Linked DNA regions of Homo sapiens: regions 1, 3 and 4 are each linked to region 2. A link is a loop called in an ENCODE intact Hi-C map of the cell type or tissue named here. Cell type or tissue: dorsolateral prefrontal cortex. All regions are shown on one strand. Each heading gives the region's core, and the rest is flanking DNA. Links, peaks and the distances in the headings are about the cores only. Region 1 has its middle 4.8 kb from the start of NUAK2. Region 2 overlaps NFASC (neurofascin). Region 3 overlaps DSTYK (dual serine/threonine and tyrosine protein kinase). Region 4 overlaps CNTN2 (contactin 2).

Region 1 (7,342 bases), core at 862-5,861, 340 kb after region 2:
TCCGCCTCCCGGGTTCACGCCATTCTCCTGCCTCAGCCTCTCCGAGTAGCTGGGACTACAGGCGCCCGCCACCACGCCCGGCTAATTTTTTGTATTTTTAGTAGAGACAGGGTTTCACCATGGTCTTGATCTCCTGACCTCGTGATCCGCCCGCCTCGGCCTCCCAAAGTACTGGGATTACAAGCGTGAGCCACTGCGCCCAGCTTGACTTAGTTTTTGAGGCCTGGAGTTGCTAGGTCCAGAATCTCCACTCTGAGTGCTCATTTACAGTGAAATGAGAATGGCCATAGGTTTTCCTTCTTGCTTTAAATGGCAGAAAGGGAACATTTCCCCTTTGGCCATCTTGATAACCTAATCCTGTGAAATGAGTATTATTCTGTCCAAGGCCACACAACTGGTAATAAAGTGGCGGGATTTAGACCCTGGTCCTGAGGAAGAGAATAGAGGACAATAGACCTGGATCCTCTTCCCTGAGGGAAACCCCTTCTGCCAGCCAGTTTAGGGCCCTGGATGGATTCTAGCTATGCTGGAGAGCCAGCCTTCCCCTCAGGCCTTCAGGAGGATGGTGCCTCCCCTGTGTATCCAGGGCATGCTGAGGATGGAGAAGGACCCACCCCCAGTGGCTGCCCACTTTTCTACTTCCACTGATCCTTTGATTATTTTTCTAGTGTGAGTTACAGATGTCTCCATCCCTCCATGGAGCTCTTTATCTCCTTTGTGACTGGAGAGGATCCATCTTACACAGGAAACCAATGTATCGCTCCCAAATTTGGAGGGCCACAGGAGGTGGCAGCTGGTTTGGCATTCTTCCCTCCACCAGCCTCCCCTTTTGCTGTGGGTTTTCTGTGCAAATAGGATGAGGCCCAGAGATAGTTGCCTTGACTTGCTATCTCCTTTCCCCTCTGAAATCTGCTTCTATTCCTGGGGGCTCATCCAGATGATTAGAATTCTCAAAAGGAAGTATGGATAACATAAGAGCAAGCACAGGGCCGAGTGTTGGGGGACCTGAGTTCGAGTCCTGACTCTGACACTAACCAGTTCTGTGGCCTTCTACTAATTACTTCATTCTACAAATACTGGTGCCCACTAGGTGCTGAGCCTGGGGACACAATCATGACAAGATTCCTGCCTTTGGAATGTTCTCAGTCTAGTGAGAAATAAACAAGTAAATCCTGTACAGAGGGAGAAGGGTCCATGATGGAAGAAGAACAGATTGCCTTTTCTTTTTTTTTGAGACGGAGTTTTGCTTTCGTTGCCCAGGCTGGAGTGCTGTGGTGTGATCTCGGCTCACCACAGCCTCCGCCTCCCGGGTTCAAGCGATTCTTCTGCCTCAGCCTCCTGAGTAGCTGGGATTACAGGCATGCGCCACCACACCCGGCTAATTTTGTATTTTTAGTAGAGACAGAGTTTCTCCATGTTGGTCAGGCTGGTCTTGAACTCCTGACCTCAGGTGATCTGCCCGCCTTGGCCTCTCAAAGTGTTGGGATTACAGGTGTAAACCACTGCGCCCGGCTCAGATTTTCTTTAAGATATGTATCCCAGGTGGGAGGAGGCTGGTCAGGCGCAGGTTCCTAAAGCCAGGACTTTTTAAGTTGAGACCTGAAGGACAAGTGGCAATTGGCCAGCTGAATCAACATTTCTTCATAAGATGAAAGAATTATACAGATGAGCTTAACGCTTCTTTTAAGGCTTAATCTAGCTACACTCCTGTAATTTTTTCCAGGTATCCCCAACACCCAGTGTGCTGCGAGGCACCTAAAAGTCGCTCCATAGATGCTTATGAACTGAAGGAATGGATGTGCGATGGAATCCAAAGATGAAACTAAAAGCACCTACATGTGATTGGGCCCACTCCATTACCAGCTATCTGGCCATGGTCGGGAGGGAATCATCTGCAACTTCTTGGACCTTCTCACCCCTGCTCCAGCTTCCTTTGACTACAATCTGAATTCCCATCTAGGTGAGGAGCCATGGGTGACCAAAGATCACAGCAGGTAGGCAAGGAAGACACAGAGCCAGAACAGCATGTGACTCGGAAATGATCTAAGCTGCTGAAACTCATATCTCAAATTCCTTAAAGGAGGTCTAGTTGGTGGGAAAGCGAGAGTGCCTGACAGGGAATCCGTGTTGGTCGGGGACTCTGCCACCAGCAGTCTTGGGGAATTCCTGGGTCATGTGGTCGGATGTGTGGATGTGCTGAGATATCTGGGCTGAGCTAAGCTACTCTCAATCCTGCCTGCCCCACTATTGACTCCTGGAAGGGAGACGCCTACCCCCCAGCCCCAAGTCCCATGGCTGATCCATGTCTGAGGGGGTCATGGGGGAAAGCTGTTTATTGGATCTACTATGTGCTGTGCTGGGAAAACAAGTGGGAACAAATGTCTGTCCTTGTCCTTACACACTTCACAATTTGTGTGTGTGTCTGTAGGGGAGTGGAGGTGGGTCCAGACTGGTAAAAGGGGATTTGAAAGCAGCTCAGTGTGTGGACTGCTGTGATGTGTCCTGGTGGGAGCAGGGTGCAGGTAGGAGCAGAGGTGAGAGGCACCAAGGCCATGCCATGGGGGTCACGTGAGGGTTGGGAGCAGGTAAGGCAGATCTCAGATACCTCTAAGATGAGTCTTGAGCCCTGAGGATGAATTACAGCCTGTAGTATTCCCTACCTCCCCTCCAAGAAAGGGATGCAAATCCTGTTAGTCGCTGGCAAATTGGGAAGCCTAGCTCAAAGCTGCCCTCTTCTGACCAAACTAAGCCTAGCATGTTTTATGGGATGCCCAAAGCTGTGACCACAAGCAGAAGTCGGCTTAGGCAATTTGTTCCTCCAGTAAACCGTTCATTTGTTCATTCATTCATTCATTCAACAAATATGGACTGAGTAATTGCAATAACAGCTATAATGATATCTAACATTTATTAAGCCAGCCCTGGTTCTAAATTCTAAATTCTAGTATGTCTTGCCGGAAGTTTGGAGAATTTGTGCCGCAAACACTGAAAACAGCCCTCAAACTCTCAATTACCCTGAGAAACCGAATGTTATTCACAGACCAGGCCTGGGAGGGGATGTGACTGAAGGAGAAGCTAGCTCTTCTCCCCAAGCCAAAGAGCTTGCCCTGTCTCCATCCTGGAATGGGAGGGAGAGCACACGCAGAGAGACAGGACGCAGGCGTGCCGGGGTCCAGCTCCACTTCCACCACCAACCCACACCATGCCATGGCCAAGGACTTTCTCTTTTAGGGGTGGTTCCTTATCTGTAAAAGGAGATTTGGATAAACCAACTCTCAGTTTTGTTTCAAATCTGCTTTAACTTCTCTGCAATATCTAAGCAGGGACAAATTAGAAACCTCAAGGGCTGGGCGCGATGGCTCACGCCTGTAATCTCAGCACTTTGGGAGGCCGAGGCAGGCGGATCATGAGGTCAGGAGATCGAGACCATCCTGGCTAACATGGTGAAACTCCGTCTCTACTAAAAATACAAAAAATTAGCCGGGCGTGGTGGTGGGCACCTGTAGTCCCAGTTAGTCAGGAGGCTGAGGCAGGAGAATGGCGTGAACCCGGGAGGCGGAGCTTGCAGTGAGCAGAGATCGCACCACTGCACTCCAGCCTGGGCAACAGAGCAAGACTCCGTCCCCCCCACCCAAAAAAATTAGAAATCTCAGCCACTCGCTTTCTTTTGCCACCTGGTAACTGATTCCTTCAGTACTGGACATTCAGGAGCCCCATTCCGTCTCGCATCCCCAGGCTGGCATAATGTTTTTGGCTCAAGAGTCTGGCAACCTGGGCTTCAGGCTCTGCTCTGTCACTAACTGACTGTGACTATAACTCATGTCTCCACCACTTCATGTATAAATAAGAATTATTCTTTTATGCAGCTAACATACTGTGTGTCAGCCACTGTTCCTTAGATTTCCTGTATTCATGAATTCAATCCTTTCTACAACTCTATGAAGTACATACTAGCCTATGATATCCCCATTGCGTGTGAGAAAAGTGACACAGAGCAATTAAGGGCCTATGCAGGGTCACAGAGTTGTCAAGTGGTGAAGCCAGATTGCCTGGGGTCCAATCTGGCTCCAGAAACAGCACTCTTAGCCCTCATACTTTGGCTTAGAGAGGATTCCTGACTTGCCTAGAGTGTCAAGTAGACTAAGCTGCTCTGCGTCATACTTTCCTCATCTGAAATGACTACCTCCTGGGCTTGCTGTGGGATGAAATTAGAAGTGAGGTCGTCAGACTGATGGTTTCCTATCCGTCTGCCTGGCGCTTTGCTGGGCTCTGGTCCTCCCAAGTCCCCTCCCTCAATTTCGGCAGAGACCCAAGAGTGTGTGCGCGCACCTAGTGTGTGTGTGACAGCGAGGGGTTATCAGAGTTCCCTGAGCTCCAGCTGACCTGATTTGGGACAGAAGACAGTTAAGATAAGCTCAGAGCTAGGAAGTGGTCATTGAAACAGCCCAAGGCTGGACCTCTGTGTTAAGGGAGGGAGGAAGGAGCTGATCTGAGAGAGAAAAGAAAGGACCTCTTAACAACTCTTAGTGCTAGATTCGAACACCCGAAGGAAGTTGTTCTGAGAGTTGGGAGGTGGAGGGGTGGATATATGTGTAGATTTGCAGTCTAGAGGGACTGGGCGCAGTGGCTCACGCCTGTAATCCCAGCACTTTGGGAGGCCGAGCTGGGCGGATCACCTGAGGTCAGGAGTTCGAGACCAGCCTGGCCAACATGGTGAAACCCTGTCTCTACTAAAAAAACAAAAATTAGCCAGGCACCTGTAATCCCAGCTACTTGGGAGGCTGAGGCAGGAGAATCACTTGAAACTGGGAGGCGGAGGTTGCAGTGAGCCGAGACCCTGCCATTGCACTCCAGCCTGGGCAACAAGAGTGAAACTCCGTCTCAGTAAATAAATAAATAAATAAATAAAGTTTAGAACTTCCAGTCAGTGTTTTAGAAAGGGTCTCCTTACCCCATTGTTAGTAGCGAAACCAGAGATTTTTCTCTTTTTCTGCCCTTCACTCCTGTGTCCTTTTCCCAGTCACGGAGGATCTGTCACTTCCATTGCTGTGGAGTTGGGAAGTGTGGGTGCTAGGGAGTGGAGAAGCTATGCCGGCGACTGGGGAAAATTTTCATGGGATTCCTCCATGGGTCTTCAAGTACTTTCTACTAACTCACTCTATTACGTTGTAGTCACCTGAGACCCTTTTTGAGTAAAGGATGAGTAAAGAAAAATAACCCCCCATCTTTACAGGTGTCCACCCTTTCACACTCACTATTTTATTGATTCTCCACTGACCCTGTGAAGTCGGGGCTTCTGGTTAGATGTTGGGGTACAGGGGCTGTTGATATAGATGTGGCAGGAGGTATAATGAGCCTGGGAATGGAAGTCAGGAGATGAGGTGCTACACCCAACTCTGCTGCTTGCTGGCCACATGACCTGGGACAGGTGACTCGATCTCCCAGCCCTCAGTTCCTAATTATTCAAAGAAGACCCCAAACTTGGAGATACTTTGTAAGCTGTTAAAGGCTCCCCAGCAGGTGGGGGTTTATGGCAGTGGATACTAGGCCACTTCACACTCCATTTAAATGCTGCTCCCTATGAAGGGGCTGAGGGTCTTCCTCCTGGCCCTGCCTCCACTTGGAATGACCAGGCAGGGCAGGGCATGGGAAGTGTGCCCAGGAGGGAGGTGGGAGAAAGGTCTGCCCATTGCCACCCCCCTTCCCCGTGCCTGGCTCCCAATGGCAACCTGAGCCCTTGGCCTCCCAAGCCAATCCTGGAATGTAAACCCCAAGCAAAGCACATTCTTTAGCCGGGTCACCAGCTCCTGGCCCTTGGCAAGGAAAGGCAGGAGCCAGCATTTCTCTTGGCCCCAAATAACGGTAGCACAATCTGGTACTGAGGGGCTATTACTACAAGGCTGGGTTAATCAGCTGGTTCTCACCCACAGCTCATAAAAAGCTCAGGTCTGACCTAGCACCCCTGTGAGCGCCCACAGTCAAGGGGAGAGGGAACTCAATCCCTAAGCAGAGGGAGTTGAAATATTGCTTATTTCCTGGATCTGGTTCCTTGTGTCAGTTGCAGGCCATAGAGGAACTCAGAGGGAAAGGGAGCACCCTAAAGATTCCCTCAACGCTGGTGCTGCCTCTGGACTCTTTGATTTCTAGCTTTTATTCAACAGTTGTGTGCTACATATTTAGATATCGCATGCCAGGCACTCTGTGTGATGCCCTGGGCCTATAAGAGTTAATAATATCATTACAGTCCTGAGAAGTACCTTAAAAGTTTTGTGTGCATGGGGATGAGGTGGGGTGAGGAGACAGTGGATTCGCCAGGTACACCATTGAGGGGGCATTCCGGGCAGAGGGGACAGGCTGCTTAGGATAGGGAGTCAAGGAGCAGCTGGACGCATTCAGGGAGTACTGGGCAGAGGTAAGAAGAGGAGGTGGGAAGGGTGGGACTTCATGAAGATCCTTAGAGGGAGGCTGCTTACGCTTCACAAGGATATGGTCGGATACGTAGACAAGAAGAACAGAGGGAGTCTAGCAGCCATGTGGAGGGTGTCTGGTGGGGAGCCTGAAGGTAGGGGAAGTGAAGTTGGGAGGCTACTGAAACTGTCCTCTCAAGGGACGGTGACGGTCTGGACTAAGCTAGTGGCTGTGTGAGGGAGAGAAGAGTGAAGATAAGGAGGTCACCTGCCACCCAGGGTTGAGCTGGCTGCCCCGAGGCACCGGGAGCGAAGGTCTGGGGTGGAGTAAGATGAATTTGGAAGGGAAGCTCCAGTCCAGTCTCCTTCTACAGATGGAACAGGGGAGCCTGGGAAAGGGATTTGTAAATTACTGTTCCCTTACAAATGTTTGGTGTTGAGACTATGAATTGCTAGGCTGTGATTAGGACCAAGGCCCATTTTCTGTTGAATGGCAGGCAGAGTGCCCCGAGGTCCTGTGTCGTCCTTCAGGTAAGGAGGGCAGGGTGGGCCACCGTGAGATGGTGCATGGGGCCATGGAAGTTCCCAGCCCTGCTTGCACAGCCATGTGCTCCCTTCCAAGGCTAAGCAGGGGAGGAGCCCCGACAGCCCAGTGAGAAGCCAAGCAGAGCAGAAGGCCAGCAGCTGGCACCCTGGAGCTCCTTCCTGTCCCACTGTCCATGCTGCAGGTACGCTGAAGGGAGGAGGATAGATTTCTCCCCAACCACCTGGAAACCCATCAACTCTGAAATGTCACTTCAGGCACCAAGTGTTCAGATGAGTCTCTGGCCTCCAGCTCTCATCCCATGGACCCTCCTAGTCATCTGTTTCCTTTTTGGAGGGGGGCAGTGGCTGAGGGATCATGCATGAAAAAAAGAAACTGTCTCAAGAGCCAG
Region 2 (7,342 bases), core at 1,214-6,213:
TCTTTGAGCACAGAGTGGAGCTTTCCATGCCTGGACCCTTGGCTCACTATTTTTGGTTCTGGCACGGACTCCCTGAGCAACCTGGTACCCACCTTGGAAATCAGTCTCATGATGGAGCAGCTCAGATGTAAGTTTGGCCAACTTGCTCATTCCCCAAAGACGTGGCATGGATCAGAAAATAATTGGAACCAAAACCCTTATTTCTTGTTTAATATAAATTCATGTTCAGGAGTGGCTAATGAGCGGGGATTAAAAGGCTGCTTCCTCAGCCTGGATAGGACTGATGAGGTCATTTGGGACTTGGAGGCTGTAGCAAGCAAAGGAAAGACCGGTCACTACCACCACCACTAACAACTAACCCAGCCCTGCCTGCCTGACCCCTCACCAGCCTGCCTCTGTCCCGAAGGCCTACTACTGGAGGGAGAGCAGCTTGCTGAAGAACCTGTGGGTGTCTCAGAAGAGACAGCAAGCCAGCTTCCCTGGTGACCGCCTCCGTGGCGTGGTGTCCCGCCTCTTCCCCTACAGTAACTACAAGCTGGAGATGGTTGTGGTCAATGGGAGAGGTGATGGGCCTCGCAGTGAGACCAAGGAGTTCACCACCCCGGAAGGAGGTAGGTCTGGCCTGCAGCTCTTCAGGGTGGGGCAGGAGAAGGGTGGCACACACCTTGGGCCTGGAGAAACTCCAGCGTGGCTCAGCATGGATGGCACAAGGTGACTTCTGCGAGGCCTCCAGGAGCGGATGACCTGCAAGCCGAGCCACTACAGCCATTCCCAGACCACCATCGCCAAGGTGACCTGCCCTGCGAGGAGGTTGTATCTCAAGAGAAGACCTGTGAGGTCTGCTGACATAATTCCAGACGGGTTATGCAGACTGATCCCCGAGGGCACGGCGGGCACCTGGGCCACCCCACCACCTTCCGAGGCAGAAGGCAGCACGTCCATCCTGACTGCCTGGAACCATCTGATTTGTTTGCCAGCACCCAACACCTTCACGGTTCTCCCCCCACGTTCTCAAGAAGCCGTCACTGAAATAGTCGGCCTGTGTGTGCGGTGGCTCTGCAGAGGGATACCCAAGTATAGCCCCGCCTTCTGCAGGCCTATGGTTTCACATGGCCCTGGGGTCAAAACCCCTATTTTTTGTTTCACATAAATTCAAGTTCATGAATTAACAGATGACTGCAAAGTTCCTGGTTCATCTCCTTGTTCTTGCCAGTCTTCTTTTATCTGCTTTGCATCTGTTTCATCCTCCTCCGTTTCTCCTCCCTCCCTCTTTAATTGTTATTTTCCCCATTTTTCCTCTTCTCTTCCTCCTGTCCTCTGTTCTTCCCTCTTGTTCTCTTTATCCCTGTCTTTCCCTCCCCTTGGTTTGGTTTTCATCATTGGCCTCTCCCCAACACTCCCACCCTCCCACCTCTTCCGGATGTTCCACCCTGGCTTTCTGTCTCCTTACCCCTGAACCCAACATTCTCAGCTCAGAAGCCTGGGCCTGCTGCCTGGACCCAGTGATGAGAATCCTTATCTGAGGATAGGGAACTGCAGCCTCTGTACAAAACAGCTGTAAGTGGTTCTCTACCTAGGAATGGCTCTGCCCAATTTCGAGGTATCTTTGCAGAATCAGAGCCTAACATGTGCTGAATCCAGAGTAGTTGCTAGAAGAAAACCTGATTTACTTCTTCCTCTCTTAAATAGCAGAGTCTGAGCTATGTTTGTCCTCAGACCTGAAGGAAATAGCATCCTGGATGGGGCAATGGGCTCCGGTCGTCTCACGGTTCTCCCAGGCTTCAGTTTAGCAGTGTCGAGCATGGGGGTTGTCCAGAGGTCAATGCCTTCATACTTGTGCTTTGTTTTTTGTGTTTTCCTCATCCTCCCTGCCCCCTCCCCCTCATCTCCCCTGCTCTCTCCTCCTTCCCCAAGTACCCAGTGCCCCTAGGCGTTTCCGAGTCCGGCAGCCCAACCTGGAGACAATCAACCTGGAATGGGATCATCCTGAGCATCCAAATGGGATCATGATTGGATACACTCTCAAATATGTGGCCTGTACGTTCTGCCCTTCCCTTTCTCTTAGATAATCTGGGAACCAGAAACCCCATTCTCACCACTTTTCCTAAGGACTCAAGGTAGAAAGCCTGTGGGTGCAGATGGCATTGTGGAGGGATGGAGGGGCCAACGAAACAGTTCCCAATAGGATTAGGGGAGGCAGATGGGACTCAATCCCTGCTCTCCTTTCATAGTTCTGCCTGCAGGGAGCTTCTAGTCTCACTGATGAGACAAAGGGACCTCCAGTCTAATGAAGCAGACAGCCATGCCTTTAGGGATCTTTTGTAGTCTCCAACACGTACAGAGTCTAGGAGAGAGAGTTCCTCAAGCTCTGGAGCTTCCACCTGATGGGGTAGATAGTATACTCACAGGAGTCCACAGTCAGGACACCCCTTGACAAGATGTCATTTATGATAAGGCAGCTGCATGTAGAGCTGCCCGGTGACTGTGGGGTGACCCGAATCAGGAGCCTGGGTTGGAAAGACCCCACCTCAAGAGCTCAGCATCACCATGCAGGGACAGGAGTGCCATTACATTTGAAACACTTTAGGCCTTCAAAAGTAGGTAACGTACCTCGTTAGGAAACTCAAAGAGCCAAATGTTGTGTTGTTAGCAATTTTAATAGCCAACTCTGTGCTTGTATGCTGTTCTGAATTGATCTCTGGACCAGACCCTTTCACCCTTTGAGGTCCATTGAATAGGCACTTTACAAAGGAGGCATTAAGAATCAAAAGGCCTAGTGGCGTTGTCCTAGTTCTGTTTGAAAGGAAGAAAGAAAGTGAAGAGTTTTGTCCTTGTTGAAAGGGCTTAAGAATATAAACGGAATCTTTCTGAATCAGCCACATAACTCTGCAGTGAGCTAGAGACAACAGGATCAGTGAAGAAGGATTAACCCTGGGTGTAATCAAAGAGCCCGGAGGGAGTTCTTGCCGAGTGTTCTGCCTTTGAACCAAGCCTTTAAGATCACCAGGCAGGTGCCATCATTTCCCTTTCCAGCAAAGTCAGGAAAGTGTTCTTCCTCCAGCTTGCAGATTATATAACCCATCAATAAATGTTGCTAAAGTTTAATTCCACTTACCTCTCTCTCCCCAGTTAACGGGACCAAAGTAGGAAAGCAGATAGTGGAAAACTTCTCTCCCAATCAGACCAAGTTCACGGTGCAAAGAACGGACCCCGTGTCACGCTACCGCTTTACCCTCAGCGCCAGGACGCAGGTGGGCTCTGGGGAAGCCGTCACAGAGGAGTCACCAGCACCCCCGAATGAAGGTAGGTGCATGGCAGCAGCCCCTGGGGTAAAAGGTCCCAGCTAATTCCGAGGCCTAGAGAAACACTGAGATCTGTAGCTGGCTGCCTGGGATGGAGAGGAAATGAGACTTGCAAGTCCTCAAGCCCTCGGAAGGTGAGAACCCATCTTATGTGTGAGAGGTAGGTGCTGGCATTGTATCTGGAGCTCAGCTCTCCTTGGACCACTGTGGTCACACCTGGGTCCCCACTTGCCCTGACTTGCTCAGTCACTTGACATCTATCATCTTTCCTTCTTGTAGAGGAATAAGGAAGAGAGCATGAGTTGAGAAATGAGAGAAATCATAATGAACTCCAAAGAACAGTGAGTGTTCACCTCTTGAGGGAGGCAGGAATATGATTGTGAGTGCTCCCATGAGGGCTCTGGGGACAACCTTCTTTCTTCGAAGGCACATGGGTTCAAGGAGGTAGGGGAAACCGTCAGGATGACGCTGTTACTGGCATCATGAGTAGAGCAGAGAATGTGGTCCTTCCTTGCAGCCTGAATTGGATGCGTTGTCAGGCTGCAGAGAGGAGGAGGAGTTAGGAAACAGCCATTTGCCAAGCCAGCTTCACAAAGAGCAAATGAGTTCATCACCTGGGTCCAGGCGTCATCTGGCAGCATTTCAGCCCCACCAGAGCTGCACCTGCCTGAGGACTCCACTAGAGGGGGCTCCAGGCTCACCCGCACACGCACTGGCATCAGGGGAATGTGCAGTCTGGGACCTCTCGAGGAGGCAAGGCTGCAAAAGCCTCAATACTGGCACACCCTCTGGGAAAGGCTGGGGACCCCCGTGTGTCTCCAGAGATACAATGGTCTATTCAACAGCCATTTCTTGAGTACCCACAATGTGAGGTGCCAGACACTGCCACACACAAGGGATATACAAAGGTAACAAGAAGCTCACACCATCTAGAGGGGGAGTCATCTATAAGAATATCTAATTGCATGTCTAAATGAGGGGGCGCAGTGGCTGGGCAGAGAAGGGGATTCAGTCTTCACGGGAAGACTCCAGAGAAGAGGTGATGTGAGTGGGCACTCTGGAAGCTGACAAGTCATCGTGTCTGGTGCTTTCCACAGAAGGGTCAGGTCCCGTGGCCTGGCCCAGGCCCAGACGGGGTCTTCTGAATACCACCCCTACCCGCATTCCAGGAGAGCATCAGTGCTGCCTTCTCTGGGGCTACCAGGCCCGCTGCGTCACCCCGGGATCCCAGGCAGCTTCACAAGCTGCCCACATCCTTCCCCAGCCCACCACTCTAGCCAGTAGACCAGCGCTGAGGCAGGAGAAGAGGGGCCAGGCAGAAGCAGAGAAAGGCTGACAGCCCGCTCTGCATCCCTCTCTGGTCTCAGAAACCAGGAGTGAGTCACACAACCAGCTCTCCCTCCTGCTGTGCTCTTCTGCACTCTCCCAAGCCCCTGGGCACTCGGGAAGTTTATTAGGGCAGGGGGACTTAGGTTAGTGGCTGATGTGTGTCTGTCACCAAAGGCCAGGCCAGGCCAGGCCATGATGCACTTTCTTGATTACTCAATTCTGCAAATAGATAGATAAAGAGAGCCCCTTCTTCCCTCCCTATGTGCACCCCAATACAGAACATCAGATAACAAAGCCCTATTGTCCAGCCCCAGTAACCACCACAGAGAATGTTCTGCAGCCCCAGGGGACAAAAGGACAAATAGAGGCTTTTTTCTTAACTTAGGGCTTTGCAGAAAATTCAAGAATTTCACTTAGGGCTCTCAGTCCAAAAAAAAAAAAAAAAGAAAAAGAAAGAAAAAAGAAAGGGCTCTCAGTCCAAACTTGGGTTTCTAACTTCATAAAGTCCAACTGGAGGGGAAGAATTGGAGTGACGGAATACCAGGAGAGGGGCTCCAGGCTCCATCCTTCAAAGTTCCCGCCTTCCAAGGTTGCGATGGTGTGGAGTGGGTGCAGCTGAACATGCTCCCTCTCTCCTATCCATCCCACTATTCAGCATCTTCCCCCAAAGACAGGAACCATCCTTTTGACTGGAGTTGGTGTCCTCCCACACCACCTACTCCTTATCCCCTCAATTCCTGGCATCATGGAGCGTCACCCAGCCTGCTCAAAGGTCATGCCAACCTAGCCAGAGCAGGACATGCTGTTGAGGACAGAGCTGGGAACATAATGCTCTGAGTGGACTGTCCCTGCAGCCACCTTTTAGATGTCCAGTCCTTGAATCGAGGTAGAAACAGTGTGTTAGAAAGGTCTCCAAGGCCCAGGTGGAAAGGTTTCTGTAGGAACATGCCTGACTCAGGTGGAGTTGACCGTGAACCCTGAATGCCAGTTGGCATCCTCAGGCCAGCAGCCAGCACCTGGCCACGCCGTCTGCATAAGGTTTGGGCTGGAACCTTCCCTGCTTTCCTTGTCCTGTGGTCTCACTTGTGCTCTGTTTTCTCTTCCCTTTTCCATCCTTTCTCCCTCTGTCTGGCCATCTTGGGCGCTGTGTTCTGAAGCTACTCCAACCGCAGGTACCGTACCAGCCGCGGAGGTAATGGGCATGGCATGGGGCAGCGCAGGCGGAGCCCAGCCCAGCCAGGGCGGACAAGGAGGGAGAGGCTCAGGCTGAAAGCATGCTCCAGACTCACCCTTTCAGTGGTTGGGAAGCCAGACTGTCAAGAGGGATGTGTGTGGAGGATGGGACCAGAGGAGAGCAAGCCCACTTTCCCCCCTTCCCAAACTATTTGCCCCCTGCTGAGTAGGAGAATGGCTCAGCAGGGGTCACACACACACCGGCCCTGACCTGCTCTCTGGAGCTGCAGTTTCATTCTGACACTGAGTAGATTACTTCCCGTTAACCACCTGAGTCCTTGCCTGGGCTTGACAGCTCAGAGCAGTGTCCCCAGCTGTGGCCCTAGAAGGCGCGCTGCAGCAGGAGCAGGGACAGCTGGCTCCTGGTGGGGCTGCCATCTCCTGAAAGGGTGAACATGCTGTGCATGCCAGCTTCGCATGCTGCATGGGGGCCCGGCACCGGCTCTGCCAGCCACCACGGGCTCTGCTCAGTGAGAACAAGCAAGCATGTCCATGGATAGGGCCAGGTGCTCCAGTTCCTGGAGTCTCAGCAGGCACCGTGGGCTGATTATCTCCTCACCCTTCAGAAACCCAGCTTTTCCAAGTCTTTATCGTTAAGAACAGTCTCCACTCTCGGGGTATGGGAGGTAGATCTACAGTGGACTAAGGTGCTGGGCAGCTCTGGGCTTAGGACCTGCTAATCAAGTTACTCCTCTCCAGTCCTCATGTCATGGGTTTGAGGGTCATCAAAGGGCTCTTCATCACAGTTGGCCTGTCCCCAGGCTGGAGAAACGAGGCAGGGGACCCCAGGGTTCCTTTCCAGGCCCTCCTCTGAGCCTGAATTACATCAGATGGGAAATGAGAACAGGATTCACCCTGGCAGAGCAAAGGCTACAAGCAAGTGCTCAGCAGAGCCTCCTTACATGCCAGGCAGTGGAGGGAGGGCTGAGGACCGGGCCAGGAATCTGAGGGTTGGCTTATGAAGGGGATGCCACCTTGCCCAATTCGATTTCCTCCTCGCCTTTGCTTATTCATCCCCACCCCCATCCTAGGTTGATTCTATTTCTGTTGCATACCCTGCTTCCTTCAGTTTGTGTATGTTTTGCGGCCAGATCTGTGGATGGTGAGCTGCCATCATCCTTCCCTCTCTCCCTCAGTCCTCAACATTCACCCACCACCCCAGTGCCTCCCCACAAGGTCTGAACACCCCTGTGAAGATGTGAGGCAGAGAGGTGATCCCAGGCCTGGGGAACAGGGTGAGAGCCATCCTTGCCACACTGGGGGCCTCCCTGACTTCCTGCTTGAAGTTTACGTAAGTCTCTCCCGTGACGAAGAGGAAACGCAGGGAGGGCACCAGGCGAATCAGCTGCAAGCTCAATGGGGAAGCAGCTCCCCGTCCACCTCCCCTGTTCTGGCACCCTGGGACCCAAGGCAGGTGGGCCTGGTGGCAGGCAGTCTGTCTTGTTCAGTGGGCATCTGTGCCGGCCTGTGCTGTCCCT
Region 3 (7,342 bases), core at 1,187-6,186, 150 kb after region 2:
CAGAAATGAAATCCACAAGCAGACAGCCTGGCGCCACACCCTGGGCCTGGCAGTTAAAGATCGACCCCTGACCTAATTGGTTATTTGCATAAAAAAGGCACTGTGAAGATCCTGTCCTGTTCAGTTCCTTTCTAATTACCGGTGTATGCAGCCCCCAGTCACGTACCCCCTGCTTGCTCAATCGATCACGACCCTCTCACGTGGACCCCCTTAGAGTTGTGAGCCCTTAAAAGGGACAGGAATTGCTCACTCGGGGAGCTCGGCTCTTGAGACAGGAGTCTTGCCGATGCTCCCGGCCGAATAAACCCCTTCCTTCTTTAACTCGGTGTCTGAGGGGTTTGTCTGTGGCTGTTCCTGCTACCGGTCCTGCCTACTGATTCTGTGAGTCTGATCTTCCAGTTCTAGTTGTTGATTTTTTGAGGCACTAGTATTTTTCCAATACATATTTCCTTCCTCCTAAATTAGCCAGGATTCATTTTCTAGATGTTCATAGCAGATAAACAATACAGTAACAGAAATTCCATACTCTAAAAGTTGGAAGTTGCCTCTTTAGGAAAATCACTATTATCAGTTTGATTTATACATTTACAAATTTTTTTTTCTGTGCACTATACATGCAGATGGGCTAAATCTCTCTCTTTTTTTTGAGACGGAGTCTTGCTCTGTCACCCAGGCTAGAGTGCAGTGGCGCAGTCTCAGCTCACTGCAAGCTCCGCCTCCCAGGTTCACACCATTCTCCTGCCTCAGCCTCCCAAGTAGCTGGGACTACAGGCACCCGCCACCACGCCTGGCTAATTTTTTGTATTTTTAGTAGAGACAGGGTTTCACTGTGTTAGCCAGGATGGTCTTGATCTCCTGACCTTGAGATCCACCCGCCTCAGCCTCCCAAAGTGCTGGGATTACAGGCATGAGCCACTGCTCCTGGCCAGATGGACTAAATCTCTAGATAATTTGGGGTTATGGGGAACAAAGGGATTTTTACCAAAAAATGGGTTATGTTATATATATTCTTTTTTTGTTGTTTGAGATGGAGTCTTGCTCTGTTGCTCAGGCTGGAGTGCAGTGGCATGATCAGCTCACTGCAGCCTCTGCCTCCCAGGTTCAAGTGATTCTCCTCCTGCCTTAGCCTCCCCAGTAGCTGGGGTCACAGGCATGCACCACCACACCTGGCTAATGTTTGTATTTTTAGTAGACACCATATTGGCCAGGCTAGTCTCAAACTCCTGATCTCAGGTGATCTGCCCACCTCAGCCTCTGAAAGTACTAGGATTACAGGCATGAGCCACCGTGCCCGGACAAGCCACTGTGCCCAGCCTACAGTTTTGTTTTTTTGTTTTGTGTTTTTACATTTACATCTCTCCCAGACCTGGACTTTTTTTTCACATGATGATTTAAGTATTTTTTTCCTCAGGTGGTGATATGATTTGAATGCATGTGTCCCTCCAGAATTCCTATGTTGGAACTCAAACCCCAAGCTATTAAGAGGTGGGGCCTTTGGGAGGTGATTAGGCCATGCGGGCTTAGCCCTCACGGATAGGATTAATGGCACTATAAAGAGGCTCAGAGGGCTGCCTAGTTCTTCCATCTCTTCTGCCATGTGAGGACAGCGTTAGTCTCCTGAGGGACGCAGCAACAAGGTGCCATCTTGGAAGCACAGAGCAGTTCTTACCAGATAGTGACCCTGCTGGCACCTCAATCATGAACTTCCCAGCTCCCAAAACTATGAGGAATAAATTTGTTATTTATAAATTACCTGGTCTGTGGTATTTTGTTATAGTAGCAGGAAAAGACTAAAACAAGGGGATAGCCAACTTTACTGACTAATCTATTTTTTTCATGGATTTGAAATGCTAACTTCAAAATATACCAAGGGGGCCAGGAGTGCTGGTTCATGCATGTAATCCCAACGCTTTGGGAGGCCAGATCACCTGAGGTCAGGAGTTCGAGACCAGCCTGGCCAACGTGGCGAAACCCTGTCTCTACTAAAAATACAAAAATTAGCTGGGCATGGTGGTGCGTGCCTGTAATCCCAGCTACTCAGGAGGCTGAGGCAGGAGAACAGCTTGAACCTGGGAGGCGGAGGTTGCAGTGAGCTGAGATCACACCATTGCACTACAGCCTGGGAGAGTGAGACTCTATCTCAAAAAAATAAAAATGAAAATAAAATATACCAAGGAATAGACTCTCCCTAGAAGGGCCACAAGAGGCCTCAATCAGTGTGTGTCTCCCCGTAGTAACTGCACTCCAAAGGAGGTTATTCAGTTAGCACTTCATGGACTCCTTGGGATTCTGCTAAAGACAGAAATTTTGAGGTTGAATTTAATAATGTTCAGAAGCCTGAACTCCACCGAAATAAAGGATCAGGAAGGCCACTCAAGTTGCCCTACTCAGGGCACATACCTACTGAGGGATGTGTTCTTGAAAAAGCATACCCAATCTGAAAATGTGTATACCACAAGCTATTTTTTTCCAAAGTAATAAGGGCAAAGGAAGAGGTTAAGAGAACTCCGTCACACTGAACTTCCTAGGAAAATACAGGGCATATGCATATAAGATGGGATATATTTAACTATGAAGTGTGGCTGGAGTTACTAGAGAGTTTCACAAGTGTTAAGAGGCTTATCTGGGCTGGGTGCATGGCTCACACTTATAATCCCAGCACTTTGGGAGGCTGAGGCAGTATTGCTTGAGCCCAGGAGTTTGAGACCAGCCTGGGCAACATAGCCAGACCCTGTCCTTAAACAAACAAAAACAGCCAGGCACGATGGCATGCATCTGTGGTCCAGATACTCAGGAGGTTGAAGCAGGAAGATTGCTTGAGCCCAGGAGGTCAAGGCTACCGTGAGCTATGTTTGTGCCACTGCACTCCAGCTGGGGCAACAGCAAGAGCAAGACACTGTCTCCAAAATAAAAAATAAAATAAAATAAGGCTTATCTGCATTATTAGCATTAACTAACTGAGCTAACCGGCTTCAGTTGCATTAAATGAATACTGTGTCGGTATAGGCTGAGAACCAGCGAGATCAACCTCAAGGAGCAGGACTACACCAGCTATTTAAGATGTGCTGCCATCTGCTGGCTAACCTTGTGTTGCAGTCAAACCAAAAGTACTTACAGCAAAAAATGACAGCCACACAAGCCGGACATGGTATGATAACAAAAAACAAACCAAAGCAAACGCACCTCGTGCTGCACGCTGACCTTCCCTGGTGACTAGAAGTGGTGCCTGTCTCTTGGCGGTGGCCCATGGTGGTGCCTGTCAGGCACTGCTGAGCAAGCAAATCTCAGCACTGGGGTGAGCCTAAATAGAAAATGCAAAATACACTACATGCAGATAGGCCAGCGTAAGATTATGTGCCCAGTTCCCTCACCATGTATTATAATAGAGTAGCTAGGCTCATATATGAACTCACAATGCTGCAGGTTCGTGCTTAAAAGAAGCTGGAAAAAAGCATGTCACCCAGGATAGGCTCTGGAAGATACATGACTATCATCTCACCCCTTTTCTCCACTATCCTATCTCCCATTCCCTTGCCCCACCCTTCAGTAGTGATGATGTAAAGTACCCAGAGGCCAAGAGCCATGGTGGCTGGGGAGGGCCCCTGATGGGAGAGGAACATGTTCCATCCATCTCTCCTAAGGCAAACTGAAAGACATCTGACTGAAGGTCACCAGTGGAAATGGAATGGATTAGGGAACGTCCTGTTACTATGGGTAGTGAGGTAAGGGAAAACCAAAACCAAACAGATAGAAACCTAAAACGTTAATGTGATCTTTATTATACAGCACATCTGGTATTTGTGTATCCCAACAAGTATACAGAATACTCTATAAAACCAAACCCAACCCTTCAATATTACACTAATGAAGATTAACCCAGAGTCGCATCTCTTCAAAATGCACACAATTAAGACGGTCCTGCTGTAACAATATTATGGAAAGAGCCAGGTAGCACAAGAAAGGAGAGAGGATAAAGACTGAAGTGTGTGCCAAAGTCATTGTCTTTTGTTATTGCACTTTTATTCTACACACTTAGTATCTTACACTTTTATTTAACACTGTAATAAACATTAGTCCTTTAAAACAAAGAAAAAACATTACATGAAGACAAAAGACAACAGGCTGCCCAGACCAATTTTCTTTTCAACTATCTGGGCAAGGTGGCCTCCCCAGTGCTAGATGTCCTGATGCACCTCTGAGATCACCTCAATTGGACTGGATGTTAACAAAACAGATGAAGTTAAAAATGAAACCCTTTTAGGAACAGTAGTGCTACTGGAAACCTCCAGGAGAGTTTGGAATACAAGTGTCTCAAGGCCACTCCCTCCTTACCCACTTTAACATCAAACAAGCTCTATTCATCCCACCTCCATAACTGAAGGATTAACCTTCTTTTTCTTTTTCTTTTTTTTTTTTTTGAGATGGAGTCTTGCTCTGCTGCCCAGGCTGGAGTGCAGTGGTGTGATCTTGGCTCAATGCAGCCTCTGTCTCCTGGGTTCAAGCAATTCTCCTACCTCAGCCTCCTGAGTAGCTGGGACTATAGGTGCCCGCCACCATGCCTGGCTAATTTTTTCTATTTTTAATAGAGACGGGGTTTCACCATGTTACCAGGCTGGTCTCGAACTCCTGACCTCAGGTTTTAAAAAGTGGGTTACTTGATCCAGAAAATCCAAAAGCTTTGGAAATTCCAGGAAAGCAACTACTCTTTTGGCAGTGGACTCTTCCAGGGTTGTTAATCCCACTCTGACACAATATGGATGGACTAGGGAGGCTTCCTGATTATCCAAATGGAATACCAAGCATGCCATCATCTCTCCAAAGCAAGCCCAAAGGGGGCTTTAACTTCCCAAAGTGCTACTGTAATCACCAATTCCCCTGGGCCTCCCAGTGCTAAATAATAAGCCAAAGCCAAAAAATAAAGTGTCATTCAGTGCAGTTGTCACTTTGCAGCCCTGCAACCCCGAGGCACTTCTTCCATGAGGAAGAACACTTTGTGACCCTTCTTTGGCAGCTCAAGCAAAGACACAAGAATGCATTTGAGAGCTGACAGGTACTAGTCGAGAGTTCTATGAGTCCCCTATTTCTATCTGTGGTAGTAATGCATTCTTTCCTCCACTGCTTCCTTGAATTTTAGTGTTAAAAATTAGGAGAATCTGCTGCCTAGGCTCTGTCCCCTTGAAGTTGATGGAGTCAAAAGTGACTCTCTTTGGTCTGGGAACAACCAGCACAGTCCTCCTGAAGCGCTTGCTCAGTCAATGAGCTACTCTTTGCAGAGGATCAGGGAACTAAGGTATGCCTGGGGAAACCCCACCCAAATGAGCCATGCCAGACAGCCCTTGCCATCAGCTCTCTAGGCACAGGGTCAGCCATTCCAGGGCCCCAGGCTCCACCATTTCTCCTGACTGCTCTGCAGGAAGGCCTCTCACTCATTTCTGAAACAAAATGAGAGACCAGACTTCAAGCTCTGGCCATTAAAAATGGCCAGGTCATCATTTTCATGTTGGGGTAAGCTGCCCTAATTATGTTGATTAGAAGGACAGACCACAATAAGGGTCATTCTTTCATGCCATCCTTTTTCTTCCTCCAGCCACAATCTCACCTCACCACTTGGGAACACATACAACCAAAGCTGGGAGGTAAAATCTTTAGGACTTTGGTCATGCTGAGCCCTCTATAACCCAAGTGCTGCCAGACTTCTTTGAAAACCTAGTGTCCTCCCAAGTAATATACAATACAGTACATTTCATGGCATTCCATCACTTATAATAAGAATGGATGCCAAAGAACAAAGCCAAAATTAGCTGACAATGTTATAAAACAAAAGCAAAGTATACACACTCTATACACACGTATACCTGCACTCAGCCTGCTGAGTATTTAAATAACATCCCCAAATATCCATATGTGGACTTTGGCTGGCCTAGAGACTTTCAAGAATATTTTGCACCTTTTCTCAAAATACTTTTTTTTAAAGAAAATGAACTGTAACACAACTACTCATCTCCTTACTTATATCAGTCCCTCCCTTCCACCCTCCCCACTGGGGAAAAAACTGTTGGGGAATCTGCTAGAGAACTGGTATCTGACAGCAAACTAAGCCGTGGGGTAAACTAAAAAGGGACTCTGGGTAGAGGAAAAAAATCTAACCTCCCATATGTGAATGAGAGTATGAGCTAATACTTCCCAAGAATGCTAGGAATGTGACCTTCATAATGGAAGCACAGACTTATGATTATAGTTAGAGTCAAAAGAAAACAGTCTGGAAAGGGAACTATATAAGACTTTTCCTAAAATTTCATACACAACAGACTTACAATGATTTTCCAGCAAGTAGAGAGTACTTACCCCTCCTTTCTTGACACCTGACTCCCTTGAAGCCCCATCATAGTTCCCAGAAGGACAGTAAGTTAGTGCAGAGAATAGAGTACTTGAAGTATAGCTAAATAGGTGGTAAAAATTCTGAGAATATACTGAACATCCTACCAAAACAAGGCTAAAGCCTGCAGAGCCCAAAGACACTGAGTCAGTTACTTTATCATTTGCAAGTAAAAAGGTTATTAGCACTACATGGAATTTCTGAAAGGCTCCAAGAGTTTAGGGAGCTACTATGCTCAAACATATCATGATCAGAGCCCAGGATAGCCAAAGAGTTAAAAGTTATATGAAAGACCCATTATAGACTCCATTTATACTCCATTAATATTTAAAAGATGGTCATTCTGTCATAGACAACCCTAGAAAATCCCAGCAGCAGATGTGCGACTCATCTTTGTTTTTTGTTTTTTTTTTTGTTTTTTTTTGAGATAGAGTCTCGCTCTGTTGCCCAGGCTGGAGTGCAGTGGCGTGATCTCGGCTCACCATGACCTCTGCCTCCCGGGTTCAAGTGATTCTCCTGCCTCAGCCTCCCAAGTAGCTGGGATTACTGGTGCGTGCCAGCATGCCCGGCTAATTTGCAACTCATCTTATACACCTACCTGGGGACCTGTTTTACAAACTCTCGGGCTGAACACAGGGGCCAGACCACAGTTATTGGGGATTAGGCAGATGGAGGGAGACTACTCACTTCCACTGTCTACTTCCTCGTCTACCTGTTTTTCGGAATCTAATGGACCAGTTTGGTTGAGGAAGGCTTGAAGTCAAGTGCATCTGAGATGCACCAATATTTAAATTGTTCCCCTTCCTCTGCCTAGAATCAGAATTTCTTTCCTCAAGCACACTTCATGAGGAACCCTCCAAAAGACCACCCACCCGCCTCCCACCTTTCAGGGAAACTTCCCAGACACTAGCACACAGGGGTGAGGGGCACACACAGAACTACCAGAGGAGGGTTTTTCTCTTTCGT
Region 4 (6,955 bases), core at 1,956-6,955, 73 kb after region 2:
CTGTAAGGGTCCCTTGAAAGCCCCCTGGGAGGTAGAACTGCTTCCATTCTGAGGCCCCAGCATCTTGAACTTTATGGCATTTGCTACCTTGCACTGTCAATTTCCTGTCTCCCTCCTTGGACCGCAAGCCCCTTGAAGAAGAGGGACTGTGTCTTAATCATCTTTACAAGCCAGTCTCTAGCCCAGTGCTGGGTATAGAGCAGGTGCTCAATACCTAAGTGTAGGATGGGTGATTGATTGAACTAGTATGGCCAGATGGGGCCTGCCCAGCCTATTTAAATTCAAATTTAAATTAATTAAGTAATATAAAATGTAAAATGTCGTTCTTCAGTCGCAATAGCCACATGTCAAGTGCTCGATAGCCCTACGTGGCTAGTGGTTACCACATTGAACAGTGCAGAAAATGGGACATTCCCATCATCAGAGAAAGTTTTACTGGACAGCACAGCCCAAGAGGCCAGGCTCCAGCCAGGCCAAGGCTCTGAGGCATCTGGTGGTGTCATCACCTGCAGCTTGGAGTTCAGCCCTGGGATCCCAAACCACCTTCGGGCCTGTCTTTGAAGACCAGCCCCTCAGTGTGCTATTCCCAGAGGAGTCCACGGAGGAGCAGGTGTTGCTGGCATGCCGCGCCCGGGCCAGCCCTCCAGCCACCTATCGGTAAGGCCTCTGCAGTGGGTGCTGGGAGGCCCTGGGCAGCCGTTGAACTTTCCCTCTCATCAGCCCTGCCACCAGGCAGGACTCAGAGGTCCCCTTCCTCTGTCCCCTGCTGCAGGTGGAAGATGAATGGTACCGAGATGAAGCTGGAGCCAGGTTCCCGTCACCAGCTGGTGGGGGGCAACCTGGTCATCATGAACCCCACCAAGGCACAGGATGCCGGGGTCTACCAGTGCCTGGCCTCCAACCCAGTGGGCACCGTTGTCAGCAGGGAGGCCATCCTCCGCTTCGGCTGTGAGACCCGCGGGGGACCAAGACACTTTGGGGGAGGGGGAGAGGGGGCTAGGAGAAATTACTGAGAAAGGATAAGGGACACCCTCAAGCCGGGCCTTCCTGACCTCACATGACATGCCTTAGTGAACTGCTGCTTCTCCGTGAAGGATGAGTCGGGGAGGGGCTCGCAGGCCAGGAGGACAGTGCCTGAGCCCCTGGTCTCTGCCTCCAGTTCTGCAGGAATTCTCCAAGGAGGAGCGAGACCCAGTGAAAGCTCATGAAGGCTGGGGGGTGATGTTGCCCTGTAACCCACCTGCCCACTACCCAGGTGAGTCCAGACCTGGGGCCAGGGTTAGAGAGGGCACAGGAAGGGCTTCCAGATGCTTGGCAGAGGAAGGATGGAATAAAAGGAGACCCCTGGAAATGACCCTTAGAAGCACCCATCCCTGGGACCCTAACTTTAAATGATCTGTGTTTCCTTTATAGGTCTGTCACTTTCCATCGTTGTGCCCTGCTTCCGCCTTCAAACTGGGTGGCCCCTGAGGGCTGCGATCCCTGGCAGACTTAGCGCTCCCTGAGGGCAGGAATAAAGTCACTTCTTCCCTCTAGGTCTCCCCTTAGCCCCAGTTCAGAGCATGGTGGCTGTCAGGACAGGGCTTGCAGAACCGCACCAGCATGCTGGGGTCCCACCCAGAGTGGCCCTGTTAGCCCAGCACCCCCTGGTTTCCTCAAACTCCTCACATCCTAGGCTTGTCCTACCGCTGGCTCCTCAACGAGTTCCCCAACTTCATCCCGACGGACGGGCGTCACTTCGTGTCCCAGACCACAGGGAACCTGTACATTGCCCGAACCAATGCCTCAGACCTGGGCAACTACTCCTGTTTGGCCACCAGCCACATGGACTTCTCCACCAAGAGCGTCTTCAGCAAGTTTGCTCAGCTCAACCTGGCTGCTGAAGGTCAGGCTTGGCCAGGCGTGGCTGGAGGGAGGGAACTGGAAGGGTCAGCGGGCATTAGGAAAAGGGTTTTTCCTTTGGAGATTGGAAGATCAGCTTGCAGGGCACTGATTCCAGGCCCTGGACCCCCAGATCCTCCTGCTTCAAATCCTGAGGCCCTTGCCCCAGGCCTCAAGGAGATTCCACACAGCTGCCTAGACAGAGTTGGCTCTGAAAGGTGCTGAGATCCCATGCACGGGAGCACCTGACCTGGAGTCATCTGCATCTGATTTGTAAAACCCTCTCTCCCCAGATACCCGGCTCTTTGCACCCAGCATCAAGGCCCGGTTCCCAGCAGAGACCTATGCACTGGTGGGGCAGCAGGTCACCCTGGAGTGCTTCGCCTTTGGGAAGTGAGTGTGAAGAGGGAGGGGAAGCAGAGCACGGTCTCTCGGGGGCACAGGTGACCCCAGGGTGAGGGCAGGCAGAGTCAGGGCTCTTATCTTGGTGTCCCTCACAGGGTCTAGCAAAGTACTGGGCACACAGTGGGTATCGACCACCACTCACTGGACAGTACCTCTCTGGGTGAGGCATCGCATATGCCAGGGGCCTTCCATGGCCAGGATCACTTGGTCTTCCAGCAGTGCATGGCAGGCTCAGACAGCTTGAGTAACACCCAGGGCTGGAGGCAGGCAGCACAGTGTACAGACTCCAACCCTGTCTGTCTCATTCAGATCCCAGCTCTGCCACCCGCAGACCTTGGGTAAACTGCCTAACCTCTCTGTGCCTCAGTTTCTTTATGGTGGTGATAATAGTACCTACCTCATAGGGTTGTCATGAGGATTAAATCAGTTCATATATGTGAGATACTTAGAACAGTGCCTGGAATTTAGTTAAGTGTTCCGTGAATGTTAACAGTGATCTATTTGAGAATGGCAGCAGAAAGTGTTCTCTTTCTCGTACTCCTAGAAGAAGGAGTCACTAGAACAGGGCTAAGCAAATAGCAGGTGCTCAATAAATGTTTGTAGTATGAAAGAAAGAATGTGATTTGTACTTTGGCCCCCTCCTCCCTCAACTATCTCCTATGGTTACCTGGGAGAATCTCTGCCTTGTGGGAAGTTTTGGGCTTCCAGAAAATCCACATGAAAAGCATGTGGAAGTGGGGCCAGGTGCGGTGGTTCATGTCTGTAATCCCAGCACTTTGGGAGGCCGAGGTGGGAAGATCATGAGGTCAGGAGATCGAGACCATCCTGGCTAGCACGGTGAAATCCAGTCTCTACTAAAAATACAAAAAAAACTAGCCAGGTGTGGTGGCGGGTGCCTGTAGTCCCAGCTGCTCGGGAGGCTGAGGCAGGAGAATGGTGTGAACCCGGGAGGCAGAGCTTGCAGTGAGCCAAGATTGCCCCACTGCACTCCAGCCTAGGTGACAGAGCGAGACTCCGTCTCAAAAAAAAAAAAAAAAAAAGAAAAAAAAGAAAAGCATGTGGAAGGGGAATATATTAACCCATTAAAACTGATACCTCAGTCCGTTTTAGTGCACAGATTACTACTAACTAAAGTCCCTTTCAAAGTAGGGGCAAGGCCTGCCCTGTAGAGGCAACGGAAAAGAGAACCCGTAAAGACCCAGGTCACAGGCCACTGTGGCGGAGGGCAGACCCAGAGGCATGGTGACCGGTGCGGGAGAGGGCAGGCCAGCTTCAGGGTGCAGACCCCGCAGAAGCCCGGCTTCACTGGCTCCAGGGTTGTTGCAGGGGGGATGGGTAGAGCAGCCCTGCCTCTTGCCCCTTCCCTGCGTGTGCTCCGAGCCTACCTGGGAGAGGAGAGTGAGGATCAGCCAGAAGGCACCCTCTCTCCCTCTGTTCCTCCCAGGCCCAGCATCTCAGGAGGGCCTGAGAGTCTGGGTATGAGGAGCTGCGGGCACTGGAGGGGTAGGCCCAGCTCAGCCCACACCCTCTGGCTTTGTCTCTCCTGCCAGCCCTGTCCCCCGGATCAAGTGGCGCAAAGTGGACGGCTCCCTGTCCCCGCAGTGGACCACAGCTGAGCCCACCCTGCAGATCCCCAGCGTCAGCTTTGAGGATGAGGGCACCTACGAGTGTGAGGCGGAGAACTCCAAGGGCCGAGACACCGTGCAGGGCCGCATCATCGTGCAGGGTACAGAGCCAGGGACACCTTCTCCGCCCCTCCCGACCCCCCTTCCCGCCTTCACCCTTGTCCCCAAGGAAACAGACCCAAAAGTCAGGGAGGAGACTGGGAGGCCCCCTGCATGAGCCTGCTTGCCCTAGGACTGCACTGAGTCTGGGACCAGAGGAGGCTAGTGCTGTGGTCACCTCAGAGCTTCAGTCAGGGGTGCAGAAAGCACACAGGAGGCTCCAGAATGATTTAAGTTGCAAAAGCAGCCACTGGCACAGCCACAGAGTGCCAGCTTTCTTGTGCCTCCTTCTTCCGGCCCCCTCCTCTTTGTCCTCTCCATCTCAGAATGCTCATGGCGCCCTCTGCTGTCTGGCACAGGTGCTGCTGCCCTGATTTTCTGTTCCTTTTAATGAGCTGGAAGCTCCTCCTAGCTCATGCCAGGTTTTCTTTTCCGGGCTCCCACAGCTCAGCCTGAGTGGCTAAAAGTGATCTCGGACACAGAGGCTGACATTGGCTCCAACCTGCGTTGGGGCTGTGCAGCCGCCGGCAAGCCCCGGCCTACAGTGCGCTGGCTGCGGAACGGGGAGCCTCTGGCCTCCCAGGTAGGAGACATGGGGCTTCCCCCGACACATCACAACTGTCCTCTGCTCACTTGGTTCCCTCCCCCGCCCAGAACTTCCCCTGCACCACTAGTAGCCCCTCTGGGCTAATTAGGGTGTCAGAGGGTGGTCCTAGGACCACCTAAGGACTTCTTCCCATCCCAGTCCCATTGTCACAGGCTAGGCCTGGATCCAGGCACAGTTCAGCCACAAAAGAAGTGATGTGGTCCTGACTGGGTCACCTCACCCTTCCAGCTTTGGGGAGGCCTGGGTAATCTGCATCCTGAGGTTCCAGGCAGCCCTGAGGTAGGACTGGACATATAAGCCATATCCTCTAGGGATTATCAGCCTAGAGTCTCCACTGCTCCCACCCCTGCCAACCCCTCCTCCCTGTGGCTCCTGTGGTCCTGATCCCCCTGGGCTCTGGGCTCTTCTGCACAGAACCGGGTGGAGGTGTTGGCTGGGGACCTGCGGTTCTCCAAGCTGAGCCTGGAAGACTCGGGCATGTACCAGTGTGTGGCAGAGAATAAGCACGGTACCATCTACGCCAGCGCCGAGCTAGCCGTGCAAGGTAAGGGGCCCAGGGAGGCAGGGGACATCCCAAGGACATGCATATGGTGGCTTTCAGAGCTCTGAGTTTAGGTGTTTCCAAACACACATGCACATACCCTGTGGCCATTTTCCTTGGTTTTCCAACAGTTTCTAAGTAGGAGAACTCAGAGATTTAAGAAAGGAGATGAGACACAGGGTTGACAGCTGCCAGAGGGCAGGGTCTCTGACTTGTTCCATGTCTGGCACACAGTAAATGTTTGCTGCAGTGAGTGAAAAAAACAGAAACCAAATCAATCAGATTTGTGTAACCCAACCCTTTCAGCTATGTGAGCTTTGGCAAGTTACTTAGTGTTTCTGTGTTTCAGTTTCTTGATTATAAAATATAGGCAATAATAGTCCTGCCCTCCTGGGCTGCTGTATGGAACAAGTGAGATGAAAGAGGTACAGCATAAAGGGCCTGCCCACCATACAGCAGGTGCCCGGGAAATGTAAGCCAGTGCTAATATTTAGTTGTGTGACTTGAGCTCACTGAGCCTCAGTTTCCTCATCCATAAAATGGACACAGTGATACCCACCACATCAGGTTTTAGTGAAGCTTTGCTAAGAAGCATTCATTCGTTCCTTCATCCATTCAACCACTACTTACTCAACACTTCACAGGGATGAATATAAAAGATACGGTCTCTGCCTTTAAGTAGCTTACAATCCAGTAGAGGGAAAGGGACAAATAAACCCCAAATCAAACAATTAAATAATTTCAGCTAGCCATCAAATATAGTATAAAGAAAATCCAGGCAGGGTGCAGTGGCTCATGCCTGTGTAATCCCAGCACTTTGGGAGGCAGGGGTGAGTGGATCTCCTCAAGCTCAGGAGTTTGAGACCAGCCTGGGCAACATGGTGAAACCCCATGTCTATGAAAAACACAAAATTTAGCCAGGCATGGTAGCACACACGTGTAGTCCCAGCTACACAGGAGGCTGAGGCAGGAGAATCACTTGAGCCCTGGAGGCAGAGGCTGCAGTGAACTGAGATTGTGCCATTGCACTCCAGCCTGGGCAACACAGCAAGACTTGTCTTTTAAAAAAAAAAAAAGAAGAAGAAAGAAAAGAAAAGAAAAAGAAAGAAAGAAAGAAAGAAAGAAAAGAAAAGAAAACCCAGTAGAGTGATGGGCGTGAGATGGGCCTGTTAGGTGGGGTGGTCAGAGAAGTCCTCTCTGAGGAAGTCTCATTTAGACTGTGACCTGAATGTTAAGAAGCCAGCCGCGTGAAGATCTGGGGAATTTCCAGGCAAGATTTACAGCAAGTGCAAAGCTCTGGAGGCAGGAAAAGACTTCACAACTTCAAAAGAGAGAGAGAGAGAAAAAAAAAGGCTAGGTGATTGGAACATAATGAATGGGGGATAGAGTGGAGCAAGATGCGATTGGAAAGGTGGAGACTTATTTGTGAAGAGCCGGGCTTCACTGAGTGTGAGTTGAAAAAGCTGTTCATTCCCAACTGGGTGGAGAAAAGATTGTAGAAGGAAGGTGCAGAAACAGGAAGACTGATGTGGGGTGGCAGGGGTGGTGGTGAGGGGCGGAGGGGGGGCGCGTTGTCAATAGTCCAGGCGGGAGATTTGATAGCTTAGGCCAGAGAAAAAAGGGCTTGGTTCTGGATGCATTCTGGAAGAGGTGCTAATAGGAGTCACTCATGGCGTGGCTTCAAAGGGCACGCCAAGTAACGTCTTAATCAAGGGTGACAGTACTTTTCTCTGTGGCTCTCCCCTTTCCTTCTAGCACTCGCCCCTGACTTCAGGCTGAATCCCGTGAGGCGTCTGA

Evidence for each region. A loop is a pair of places that touch in the nucleus more often than their neighbours do. Peaks named below come from ENCODE experiments on the same cell type or tissue, not always from the same donor. Only the 100,000 strongest peaks of a DNase experiment are listed, where the experiment ranks them.
Region 1: it touches region 2 in a loop (2.4-fold over the local background); 9 of 110 quality-filtered maps call a loop at or near these places.
Region 3: it touches region 2 in a loop (3-fold over the local background); 51 of 110 quality-filtered maps call a loop at or near these places.
Region 4: it touches region 2 in a loop (5-fold over the local background); 101 of 110 quality-filtered maps call a loop at or near these places.

What each region holds. Positions count from the first base shown.
Region 1 is chr1:205,322,891-205,330,232 of GRCh38, forward strand. No RefSeq gene overlaps it. Among named protein-coding and RNA genes, the nearest start is that of NUAK2, 4.8 kb to the left of the region's middle. In dorsolateral prefrontal cortex, for the core only: a CTCF peak has its summit at 2,739 (motif pointing left); a DNase peak (open chromatin) is centred at 2,731.
Region 2 is chr1:204,985,504-204,992,845 of GRCh38, forward strand. NFASC (neurofascin) reads left to right here. Exons shown (of 30, transcript NM_001005388.3): 22 at 1,915-2,037; 23 at 3,130-3,303; 24 at 5,789-5,803. Among named protein-coding and RNA genes, the nearest start is that of CNTN2, 54 kb to the right of the region's middle. RefSeq lists an enhancer at 4,132-4,221. In dorsolateral prefrontal cortex, for the core only: CTCF peaks have their summits at 3,981 (motif pointing right) and 4,181; a DNase peak (open chromatin) is centred at 3,978; H3K4me3 peaks cover 716 bases; H3K27ac peaks cover 5,000 bases.
Region 3 is chr1:205,138,747-205,146,088 of GRCh38, forward strand. DSTYK (dual serine/threonine and tyrosine protein kinase) reads right to left here. Exons shown (of 13, transcript NM_015375.3): 13 at 3,759-7,342. Among named protein-coding and RNA genes, the nearest start is that of RBBP5, 20 kb to the left of the region's middle. RefSeq lists an enhancer at 2,971-3,115 and a cis regulatory region at 3,043. In dorsolateral prefrontal cortex, for the core only: a CTCF peak has its summit at 3,072 (motif pointing left); a DNase peak (open chromatin) is centred at 3,085; H3K4me3 peaks cover 683 bases; H3K27ac peaks cover 1,160 bases.
Region 4 is chr1:205,057,409-205,064,363 of GRCh38, forward strand. It overlaps CNTN2 (contactin 2), which reads left to right. Exons shown (of 23, transcript NM_005076.5): 3 at 513-657; 4 at 773-948; 5 at 1,160-1,255; 6 at 1,676-1,885; 7 at 2,175-2,274; 8 at 3,837-4,012; 9 at 4,457-4,593; 10 at 5,032-5,161; 11 at 6,914-6,955. Among named protein-coding and RNA genes, the nearest start is that of CNTN2, 18 kb to the left of the region's middle. In dorsolateral prefrontal cortex, for the core only: CTCF peaks have their summits at 4,355 (motif pointing left) and 4,559; a DNase peak (open chromatin) is centred at 4,353; H3K4me3 peaks cover 712 bases; H3K27ac peaks cover 4,556 bases.